Linked DNA regions of Homo sapiens: region 2 is linked to region 1. Evidence: chromatin loops called from intact Hi-C (ENCODE). Cell type or tissue: mammary epithelial cell. All regions are shown on one strand. Each heading gives the region's core, and the rest is flanking DNA. Links, peaks and the distances in the headings are about the cores only. Region 1 overlaps PBRM1 (polybromo 1). Region 2 has its middle 17 kb from the start of SEMA3G.

Evidence for each region. A loop is a pair of places that touch in the nucleus more often than their neighbours do. Peaks named below come from ENCODE experiments on the same cell type or tissue, not always from the same donor. Only the 100,000 strongest peaks of a DNase experiment are listed, where the experiment ranks them.
Region 2: a loop joins it to region 1, with 20 times the contacts of the local background. A loop is called at or near these places in 24 of 110 quality-filtered maps.

What each region holds. Positions count from the first base shown.
Region 1 is chr3:52,679,129-52,684,506 of GRCh38, reverse strand. It overlaps PBRM1 (polybromo 1), which reads left to right. Exons shown (of 32, transcript NM_001405607.1): 2 at 4,781-4,933. The coding sequence starts at 4,796. Among named protein-coding and RNA genes, the nearest start is that of PBRM1, 4.1 kb to the left of the region's middle. In mammary epithelial cell, for the core only: a CTCF peak has its summit at 2,298; a DNase peak (open chromatin) is centred at 2,326; H3K27ac peaks cover 801 bases.
Region 2 is chr3:52,425,853-52,431,230 of GRCh38, reverse strand. No RefSeq gene overlaps it. Among named protein-coding and RNA genes, the nearest start is that of SEMA3G, 17 kb to the left of the region's middle. RefSeq lists a silencer at 1,098-1,258 and enhancers at 2,438-2,537, 116-3,265. In mammary epithelial cell, for the core only: a CTCF peak has its summit at 2,523 (motif pointing left); a DNase peak (open chromatin) is centred at 2,510.

The DNA of each region.
Region 1 (5,378 bases), core at 111-5,110:
TTTTTTTTCCTTTGAGTCCTGTTTTCCAAGATTTTGTTTTAAACATGTATTGTATTGCTAAATATTACTAGAAATATAGGAGAGGGCTAAAGTTCATAAACGGTCGAAATACACTGTTTGTCTATAGTAAGTCGATATTCTCCCAGTTGCACATTATTAAGTATTCTTAACTGTCCACTATAAATTATTGATTGTTAGACTTTTGAACTTGTAACTGTAATCAAGGCCATTTTAAAACTTGGCATTGAACTCTGGAATCTGTCTTTCCTCTTCATGGAAAGACAAAATTGCTGAAGGGATGCTTACAGGCATTTTTTTTTTTTTTTTTTTTTTTTTTTTGAGACAAGGTCTGACTTTGTTGCCCAGGCTGGAGTTCAGTAAAGTGATCATGGCTCACTGAAGCCTTGTGCTCCTAGGCTCAAGCAGTCCTCTCACCTCAGCATCCCAAGTAGCTGGGATTACTGATGTGCAGCACCACACCCAGCTAATTTTAATTTTTGTAGAGAAAAGATCAATCTATGTTATCCAGTCTGGTCTTGAACTCTCTGCCTCAAGCGGTCATCCTGCCTCAGCCTCTCCAAGTGCTGGGACTACAGATATGAGCCCCTGTGCCTGGCTGAGGACTTTTAAACTATACAAATAAACTTTTTTTTTTGAAGGTCTCAAGTGCACTTTTTTTTTGTTTTTTTTGGAGACAGTCTTACTCTGTCCCCCAGCCTGGAGTGCAGTGGCGCAATCCCAGCTCACTGCAATCTCTGCCTCTCTGGTTCAAGCAATTCTCGTGCCTCACCCTCTCGAGTGCCTGGGATTACAGGTGCATGCCACCACCTTGCCTAGATAATTTTTTGTATTTTTGATAGAGACGGGGTTTCACCGTGTTGGCCAGGCTGGTCTTGAACTCCTGACCTCAGGTGATCTGCCCACCTCAGCCTCCTAAATTGCTGGGATTACAGGCATGAGCCACTGTGCCTGGCCCTAAGTGCACTTTTAATACATTTATTAAAAGATAAACTGAGCACATAACCTATACCAAATACTATCCTGTAAGACAGGTCTACAAAAATGAATATGCTGTTCCTGTGCCTGGGGAACATGCAGAAGTGATTTCACTTTATGTTGTTTTTTTTTTTTTCTTGAGACGGTCTCGCTCTGTCACCCAGACTGGAGTGCAGTGGTATGATCTCGGCTTGCTGCAACCTCTGCCTCCTGGGTTCAAGCAATTCTCATGCTTCAGCCTCCCAAGTAACTGGGTTTACAGGCATGCACTGCCTCAGCCAGCTAATTTTTTTTTTTATTATTTTTTTGAGACAGAGTCTTGCTCTGACGTCCAGGGTGGAGTGCAGTGGTGCCATCTCGGCTCACTGCAACCTCCGCCTCCCGGGTTCAAGCGATTCTCCTGCCTCAGTCTCCCAAGTAGCTGGGATTACAGGTGCGTGCCACCAAGCCCAGCCAATTTTTTTTGTATTTTTAGTGGAGACGGGGTTTCACCGTGTTAGCCAGGATGGTCTTGATCTCCTGACCTCAGGTGATCCATCCGCCTTAGCCTCCCAAAGCGCTGGGATTACAGACATGAGCCACCGCACCCAGCTAAATTTTTGTATTTTTCTTTAGTAGAGACAGGGTTTCACCACGTTGGCCAGTCTGGTCTCGAACTCCAAGTGATGCACTGGCCTCGGCCTTCCAAAGTGCTGGGATTACAGGCATGACCCACCACTCCCGGCATTACGTTCTTATTTTAGAGATGAAACAGATCTGAGAGGTTACATCAACTAATCAGACAACATCAAGCTGATAATCAGAGGTGGAAGACTTAGGACTCCTATTCTGGTCTTAGGAGCAAAGGTCCTGTTGTTTCTCCCACCTTATAACATTGCCCTTCTTGTCAGACTTTCAAAATACATTTTAAAATGTGTCCCATGGATAAGAAAATACTTGAAAATTATCCTTAAGTTGAAACTTTTTCTTATCTTACCAAAGTAAATTAATGATTCAAGGATATTGGGATATTGTGTCATCCGAACGACATACACATGCTGATAATGTATTTTTTTGTCATTTGATTTTCAGTGGATTATTTATAAAAGTAATTTTGAACTCCTGCCAAAATGGTTGGCCCTTTTTTTTTTTTTTTTAACCTTGTCAAATTTTTATATGGTGTCTCCAATGCAGATAGGACTTTTGGAAATAAATGTTCTTTCTCTGAATTTTTTTTTTGTGGGGGAGGGTGTTTTCCAGACCTTTTGCTCACATGAGCCATTCTTGGTTTGTTCCAGCTTGCCAACACTTGGTGTCACATGTGAGCCTCCCACATGTATTCACTCTCCATTCCAGCTCTGTGATTGAACTCTGCTCTTATTGACTAGGGGGCAGTTGGGCAGGCATGCCTCATTCCTGGAATTGACAGTCATTCCTAATGTGAGTAAAGGGGAACCTCAATGAGACATCTTTAAACATATGAAAGCATTTGGTTTTAAAATGGAAGAACTGTCAGGTACTGTTAGTGCCTGAGCCTTTGCAGCAGTTTGTTTGATAGGTACAAGAGAACTGATATGCCTGTTTTCTCCAGTTCTCTTTATCTTTCTTTAGCAGTTCTATTTGAATGTTTTCTATCTATTCGTACTCATTTTTACTCCTTCTGACCCTTCTTTTCTATTTCCCCCTTCTCTGCCTTGTTCTTCTTTTTCAGTTTTGAATATACTAACACTGAATCAGCACTTCTAAAGCCCTTCCTTCTCCCACTGGCTTCACTTGGCTTTCAGACATAATGAGGAGACTGGCTTTTCGAGGCGCTGGTTGTGCTCTGGTAAAGCTGGTAAATTACTGATTATCTACACCCTTTCCCTTTTCTGTCCTTCCTTGACTTTTTCCTTCCACCTTTCTTAAATTTTTGTTATCCTTTCCACAAAGATTCCCTCCTTATGTTCATCAAATTCACTTGTGTCTTTGTCATAGATTGTTTAAAAGGGATTGGTCCTTAATTTATCTTAATGAATTGAGTCCTGTTGATCAGCTTTTTATAAAATGAACAAAAATCAGCAAAACTTGGCTAAGTTTTGGCTAAGCCTTTTGACGATTTTAACTACTTTTAGCCAACTTCAAACTAATAATACTGTATAACAAACCGAAGCCTAGAGTAAGGAACATCATCGTGGTAGATTTTGTTTTAAACACCATGTGGACTTTAGTTTGGAAAAAGAGATCTGAGACTTCTCTTTTTCCTTAATTGCTCACCAGGATTTTCAAATGTGATTCTTTTGCTCCTTCTTTCTGTTTCCTGGAGATCCCCAACCTTTCTTTCCATACTGCTGGCAACCAGTGTTCTCCTGTTCTAATCATTCAGCTGCTGGTGTCGTAGTGTCCTGAAATTCAGTGTTTCCATGTGCCTTACAATTATGAGGTACTCTAGTTCTATGAGGTTCCTCATAATTGTAAGGCACATGGAAAAGCAGATGAGGTGCTGACTCAAGAAGTGAATACCTTGGGGCCTCTGAACCCCAGGCCTGCCTGACTACCTCAGGGGCTGAAGGATCAATACCTTCAGTGTTGATGAGTGAAACTGGGATCTTTTTTTTTCTTTTAGCTTTAGAAAAAGGCCTTTGACGGGCGGATCACGAGGTCAAGAGATTGGGACCATCCTAGCCAACATGGTGAAACCCCGTCTCTACTAAAAATACAAAAATTAGCTGGGTGTGATGGCACACGCCTTAGTCCCAGATACTCTGGAGGCTGAGGCAGGAGAATCGCTTGAAACTGGGAGGTGGAGGGAGGTTGCAGTGAGCAGAGATCGTGCCACTGTACTCCAGCCTGGTGACAGAGCGAGACTCCACCTAAAAAAGAAAGAAAGAAAGAAAGAAAAAGGCCTTTCAAATCACAATATACTATTTGATAGTATTGTTAGATTGTATTGCAATATAAGCATTGCAGGACTTTCTTGGGTATATACTATCTGTAGCAGATCATTCAGTGGTTGCATTTCTTGTGTTGTAAATAGAGTTATAGTTAAAATTGTTATAGTTAAATAGAGTACGTGTTATAGTTAGAGTATGTCATATCACTAAAAGGTGATTAGTTTGAATTAACAGAAGAGTTTCAAAGGATAGTTTGTACCTCTGTCTAGGTATAGCAAGTCTCATTAAGTGTTTTCCAGGGATATGTCTTGTGGATCCTGTTTTAATGAATGGAGAACATTCATTTTCAGGGTTTTAATTTTAGAGTACATCTAAAGTGCTAGAAGGTTAATTGTCCTCTGTCCCCTTACCTTTTTGCACTACTCATTTGTCCTGGGCTCTGCTTCTTGCTCTTTTCCACATGATGGCCCACCTAGCAAATGATCATAATTGTAAGGCACATAGAGAAGCAGATGAGGTGCTGACTCCAGAGGTGGATACCTTGGGGCCTCTGTACCCCAGGCCTGCCTGACTGCCTCATGGGCTGAAGGCTTAATACCTTCAGCACACTAATGTACTGCTACATATAGGTTGGGAAACTCTAGGCCAAATTTGGAGCCAGAAGTTGAGTCATTCAAGATTGCTGATATACAAATGAATATGCTTTTGTTGAATTTGTCCCATCAAAATTGGAAGTATAGCATTCTGGTAAGTGAAAGACTAAAACAAGGAAGTCCAGGGCTTAAAAAAAAAAAAAAACTTATAGCTAGTTAAACTACAACACGTTAAAATATCCTCCTAAGTGAGCCAGGAGTTTGGTAGCAGGTGTCCAGCTGAAGACTTGGTGACAGAGTCTATTTAAATGTAAGAACATGGCTGATTATTTCTTATAGAAGAAGTTGGATTCCATGGGTTCCAAGAGAAGAAGAGCTACCTCCCCTTCCAGCAGTGTCAGCGGGGACTTTGATGATGGGCACCATTCTGTGTCAACACCAGGCCCAAGCAGGAAAAGGAGGAGACTTTCCAATCTTCCAACTGTAGATCCTGTGAGTAACTTGGATTACATGGTTTCTGCCTGCTCTTCCCACAATTCCCCTATCTTCCCTTTAATGGTAAAATTGTTACGATGCAAGGCATCTCCACTTTTTTAAGATTCTCTTGATTAATAGTCTTTTCTTTTATGAACATTATGTATTCAGCTAAGTCTTAGAGTAATAGTGTGATCTTATGAATAATTTCAGTATGTTACATCATATATTAATTCAGCAAATAACTGTGTGACTATCATGTGACAAGCACTGTTCTCATGGTTGGGATATAGCCATGTGGAAACAAGCCCATTTTTCACATGGAACTTAGATTCCAGGCGGGGGAAGTAGAATGTAAACAAGTAAACGAATAAAGAATAATGTATCCTTAGCTAGTAATAAGTGCTAAGAAGAAAATTTTGGGTGATTTGGGCTGTTTTGGCCTGAATTCGCTGGAAGAGAG
Region 2 (5,378 bases), core at 196-5,195, 250 kb after region 1:
AAATCCAGCAAACAGAGGCACCTCTGGCCAACCACATCTTAGAGCTAGGGGGTAGTTGCTCAGAAATAGCCCAATTTCCATCCCAGTTAAGGTCCCATCCCAGCCTCACCTAAGTCTTGGATTGCAGTGGGTTCTACAAGAATAAAGTTCAACACACACCAGGAACAAATTCCCAGGGTCTTCTAAGACTCTAAACTCGGAAAGAGGGACAGTGGGTAGGGCTAGGTTTGGACACAATATCTGATAAGGTTGCCAGGCACGATGGCTCACACCTGCAATGCCATCACTTTCAGAGGCCGAGGCAGGTGGATCACCTGAGGTCAGGAGTTCGAGACCAGCCTGGCCAACATGGTGAAACCCCTTCTCTACTAAAAATACAAAAATTAGCTGGTGGCACACACCTGTAATCCCAGCTACTCAGGAGACTGAGGCACGAGAATCATTTGAACCCGGGAGGTAGAGGTTACAGCGAGCTGAGATCACGCCACTGTACTCCAACCTGGGCAACAGAGCAAGACTCTGTCTCAATAAATAAATAAATAGATAAAAATCTGATAAGGTGCCTGGGAATTGTTGGGCCGCACCCTGGCTCTCCTTCCGTACTCAGCCATCCCTCGGATGTACAGGAGACGAGGCAAGGCAGCTGTGGCCCTGTGCCCGTTCCCACTGCCCAGTCCCTGGCCACCTTTGCTGGGGGTACCACTACTGGGCCCCTCTCCCTTAGAGACTGCATCCTAATGAAGCCTTTCACTTTCCTTGCTGGACTTCCATTAAGGAAACTCCTGGTTCCTCATGAAGCCTTTAAAAAAATTACTCTCCACTGAGGATGAGGGCTGCTGCAAAGTCTCCAGGGAGGCGGTGTAAGGGATATGGGGCTGTCTTTGGGCCAGGCCTCCAGCAGCTAGCTAATAGCCTGCACGCAGGGACACTGCTGATGGGAGGACTCAGCTGACCAGTCTTGACCTCTTTACCCCGGAGAGTATGATGACCAGAGTACCCCCTAATCCACCCAAAAGGGCCTGTTTCACTGCTGTGAGGAATGACCAGGGCAAAGGGACAGTTGCAGACTGATAGGATTCCAAAGTGACTCAACAGAGGCCTGGAACAGAGTCCAGGTGTCTACCACCAAATAGAGGGGACTGGACTCTGGACACATGAAGCCCAGATTGATGGAGGGCGAGCGGGCTCTGCTCTCACAGATGAAGGCATGGGGAATGACGTGGCACACCAGCCACTTGCTCTGTGGACATGATCTCATCTGTTCACCCCCCCACTCCTGCCCCCAACTGATAAGAATCTGGTGATGTTTCCTGTAGTCCAAGGGTCTCAGACAATGGTGTGAACGGCTGGCCCTACTGGAAAGGACATTGTTCAGGGAAGAAAAAACAACACACCAGCACAAAGCCAGGGCAGGACCTGCTGAAATGTAAGGGCCTGTTTACAAACCCATGATTTCTAAGGGGAAGAACACAATGGAGAATTGTTTTGGCGAGGCTGGTGTCTCCTCCAGTAGGCTCCTGGGGGCTGGGGATGGCTTTGATGGTCCAGACAGGTCTCAGATGCTCTGAAAAGGATGGATACTAATGGCGCGGATGCCTTCCTGTTTATTAGGGGTGTGTGCAGGGCAGGGTCAAGAAGCCAGTTTACACCAAAGACAAGGGGAAGGGGCTCCTGGGGCTTACCCCTTCCATCTGGACCTCATGCTGTCATGTTGCTCAGGGATCCCAGGGTTAGAGCAGGTTTGCTAGGGAGAAGTGAGGGCAAGGGTTTTTTGTTTTGGGAAAAAAATCAGTTCTTCAGTTTTTCTGTCATTTTTTGGAAAAATGTACAAGCCATGACACCTTTGCAAATAGCCAGCTCCTTTGGAATGGAGCTCCCTGGCTTAGTCACTAGGGAGACTTCTCACACCTGGGGGCCCCCATGATGCTGTGACTGGGAGCACATGGGAAACTGATGCTGTCTCCCTGGGGTCAGGGCCAGTGGAGGTGCTGCTTCTCATAGCATCCTCCCACCCTGCCCATAGAGGCTAGAGCCTTTGAGCCACCGTTTGAGCCACCACCCAGAGGTCCTGATGGCAGTGAGTGTGCATTCGTGTGGACAGGTACCTGTGCATGTGTGCATGTGGGAGGAGGGTGGGGCAGAAAAGGAATAGAACCATATCACACATTCCCCCTTGGGACTGGCAGTCGCCATTTTTGGTGGAGGAGAGGGCATCTGGATGCCTCTCAATGAGTAATTGGGAGATATTTTTGGTGGGTTAGGAGAGCCACTTTGGGTCTGGAGAGACTATGAAGGCAGTCTTGTCTAAGGATTTGACCTGTGACGGGGAGCTTTCAAACTCATCTCTAACCCCAACAGGAACGTGCCTCATGAATAAACTCGAACAGATGTGTTTAGAACAATTGAGGCGCAATAAGTCTTATGTAATCCCAAAACAGAAGCAAGATTTTCATAAGCCTTTCCCAGCCTTCCAGGTCTGAGGGTTTATAATCTTCATCGACATGCTAACAGTGCCCTCTGGTGTTTGGCAGCAAAACACAGGCTTATGAATACAGGGTATGGAGCATCCATCAGTTCTGTAGACATTAAACTGCCTCTGAACGTGGAGTCCTGGGCCAGGCATCATGAGGGGAAGAAAGGTTAATAAGACAGACAGGTCCCTGGAGCTTCTGATCTAGCAGGAAAGACAGACCCATAACTGTAGGACAGACAGAGAATGACATGGGCTATAACAGGGGGTACAAACAGAGACAGTAAGAGTGCCTAGAGATGAAGAAGTAGCCCTTAGGCTGTGTTTAACAGGCTGAAGATGGATGCCAGGACTCTCCAGGCTGAGCACCCCAGGCCCGGGCCCAGTGTTCTGAGGCAGCCAGAGAAGAAGGCCTGTGGGTGGGATGTCCTGGGAGATGCAGCTATGGAAGGCCCTGTTTGTAGAAGGTCTTGAATGCCAATCTCAGCAGGGCCATCCTGAGCAAAGAGTTAGCACATGTTTTATGGTAACTGGCAGAAGGGAAAAGGGTGGATGTGTCAGAGAAGCAAGTGGACACAGGAAACCATGCAGACTTTTGCTGCCCATCCTATGAGGCATCAAGGTCTGAGCTGAGCACTGACAATGGGAAGGAGAGGAAGGCAAACATTTGAAAAACAGTCGAACTGACAACAAAGAGGTTGGCTGAACAGAGAGGGAAGCTGAAGGAAAATCTGAGGTTTCTGGCCTTAGTTTACGGTTCCCGTAAAGGTAATGATTAGAGGAAGGGGAGCAGGTGCTTTGGGAAAGTTTTATTTAACATCTATTTCTACTATCCCTAAGTGAACTGATTTGTCCCAGCTCCTAAGTTATGAAACAGTAATTAATTCTAATAAGACACATCAGTTATGAAAATAGGTATTAAAAATTTTAAACATGTGTTTGTCATGAAACAGGCATTTAAAAGAAGATGAGCTTGGGGCATCTTGCAGTGTCAGAAAGTAAAAAAGTGCTCAAAAACAAAACAAAACAAAACCAGACACACAGTGATGGGGATGTGTGAAAAGGACACATGAACACCCAGTGGCCAAAGCAATTTGAGCAACAAAATAAAGTATTATTACATTGTAACCCAAAGTCCAGGAGTCCATACTAAATGATTGAATAGGCTGTGCATGGTGGCTCACGCCTGTAATCCCAGCATTTTGGGGGGCCGAGGTGGGTGGATCACCTGAAGTCAGGAGTTCGAGACCAGCCTGACCAACCTGGTGAACCCCTTCTCTACTAAAAATACAAAATGCCAGGCATGGTGGCGCATGCCTGTAATCCCAGCTACTTGGGAGGCTGAGGCAGGAGAATCACTTGAAACCGGGAGGCAGAGGTTGCAGTGAGCTAAGATCGCACCACTGCACTCCAGCCTGGGCAACAAGAGCGAAACTCCGTCTCAAAAAAAAAAAAAAAAAAAGATTGGCTAAATAAATAAGCAGGAGAGAATAAAATAGGTAAATCTCCCATGCAGAACCATTCCAAATAATTTATGTAGATACTCCATCCTCAAGGAGGAGTTGCATAAAAACCTCTACTTAACTGTGGGCTCCACATAGTGACTTCCCTTTGGAAGGTACAGTATGAAAAGAGGAAAAGCCTGGGTGCGGTGGCTCACACCTGTAACCCCAGCACTTTGGTAGGCTGAGGTGGGTGGATCTCGAGGTCAGGAGTTCGAGACCAGCCTGGCCAACATGGTGAAACCCCATCTCTACTAAAAAAAAATTAGCTGGTGTGGTGGTGCACACCTGTAATCCCAGCTACTTAGGAGGCTGAGGCAGGAGAATTGCTTGAACCCGGGAGGCGGAGGTTGCAGTGAGCCAAGATTGTACCACTGCATTCCCACCTGGGCAACAGAGTACAACTCCATCTAAAAAAAAAAAAAAAAGAAAAAGAAAGAAAAGAAAAGGGGGAAAAAGGGTAACTTTACAGTGGAGAAATCTGACAAAACCTACCTCAGCCAAATGATCAAAGTCAACCTCAACAGTGACAGGTCATGCTGATACTATGTAACTTTGATATGATGTGATGAAAATGGCACTTCTCCTGTGTCTTCCTCCAAAACCCATAACCCCAGTCTAATCATGAGAAAAACATCAGAACAATCCCAGTTAAGAGACACTCTGCAAAATACTTGACCAGTACTCCTCAGAAGTGTCAAGGTCTTCAGAATCAAGGGAAGTCTGCCATTCCATCACAGCCAAGAGGAACCGAAGGAGATACGACACAGTGCAATGTGGTATCCTGGAACAGAAAAGACAAGAAAATCTCAATAAAATTTGGGCTTTAGTTAATAATGATGTATCAATATTCGTTCTTTAATTGTGACAAATTTGCTATACTAATGTGTTAATAGTAGGAGAAATTAGGTTTGGGATATATGGGGACTCTATACTATCTTTACAATGTTTCTGTAAGTCTAAAACTATTCTAAATTAAAAGCTTATTTAAGAAAGAAGCTGGCTGGGTGTGGTGGCTCACACCTGTAATTTCAGCACTTTAGGAGGCCAAGGTGGGCAGATCCCTTGAGCCCAGGAGTTCAAGACCAGCCTTGGCAACATGGTGAAACCTCATCTCTTAAAAAAAAATAAAAAAAATTAGCCAGGCATGGTGGTGCATGCCTATAGTCTTAGCTACTTGGAAGGCTCAGGTGGGAGGATTACCTGAGCCCAGGGAGGTCGGGGCAGTGAGCCATGATCATGCCACTGAACAGAGTGAGACCCTGACTCAAAAAAAAAAAAAAAAAGGGGCTGGGTGCAGTGGCTCACGCTTGTAATCCCAGCACTTTGGGCGGCCGAGGCAGTCAGGAGTTCGAGACCAGCCTGACCAGCTTGGTGAAACCCCGTCTCTACTGAAAATACAAAAT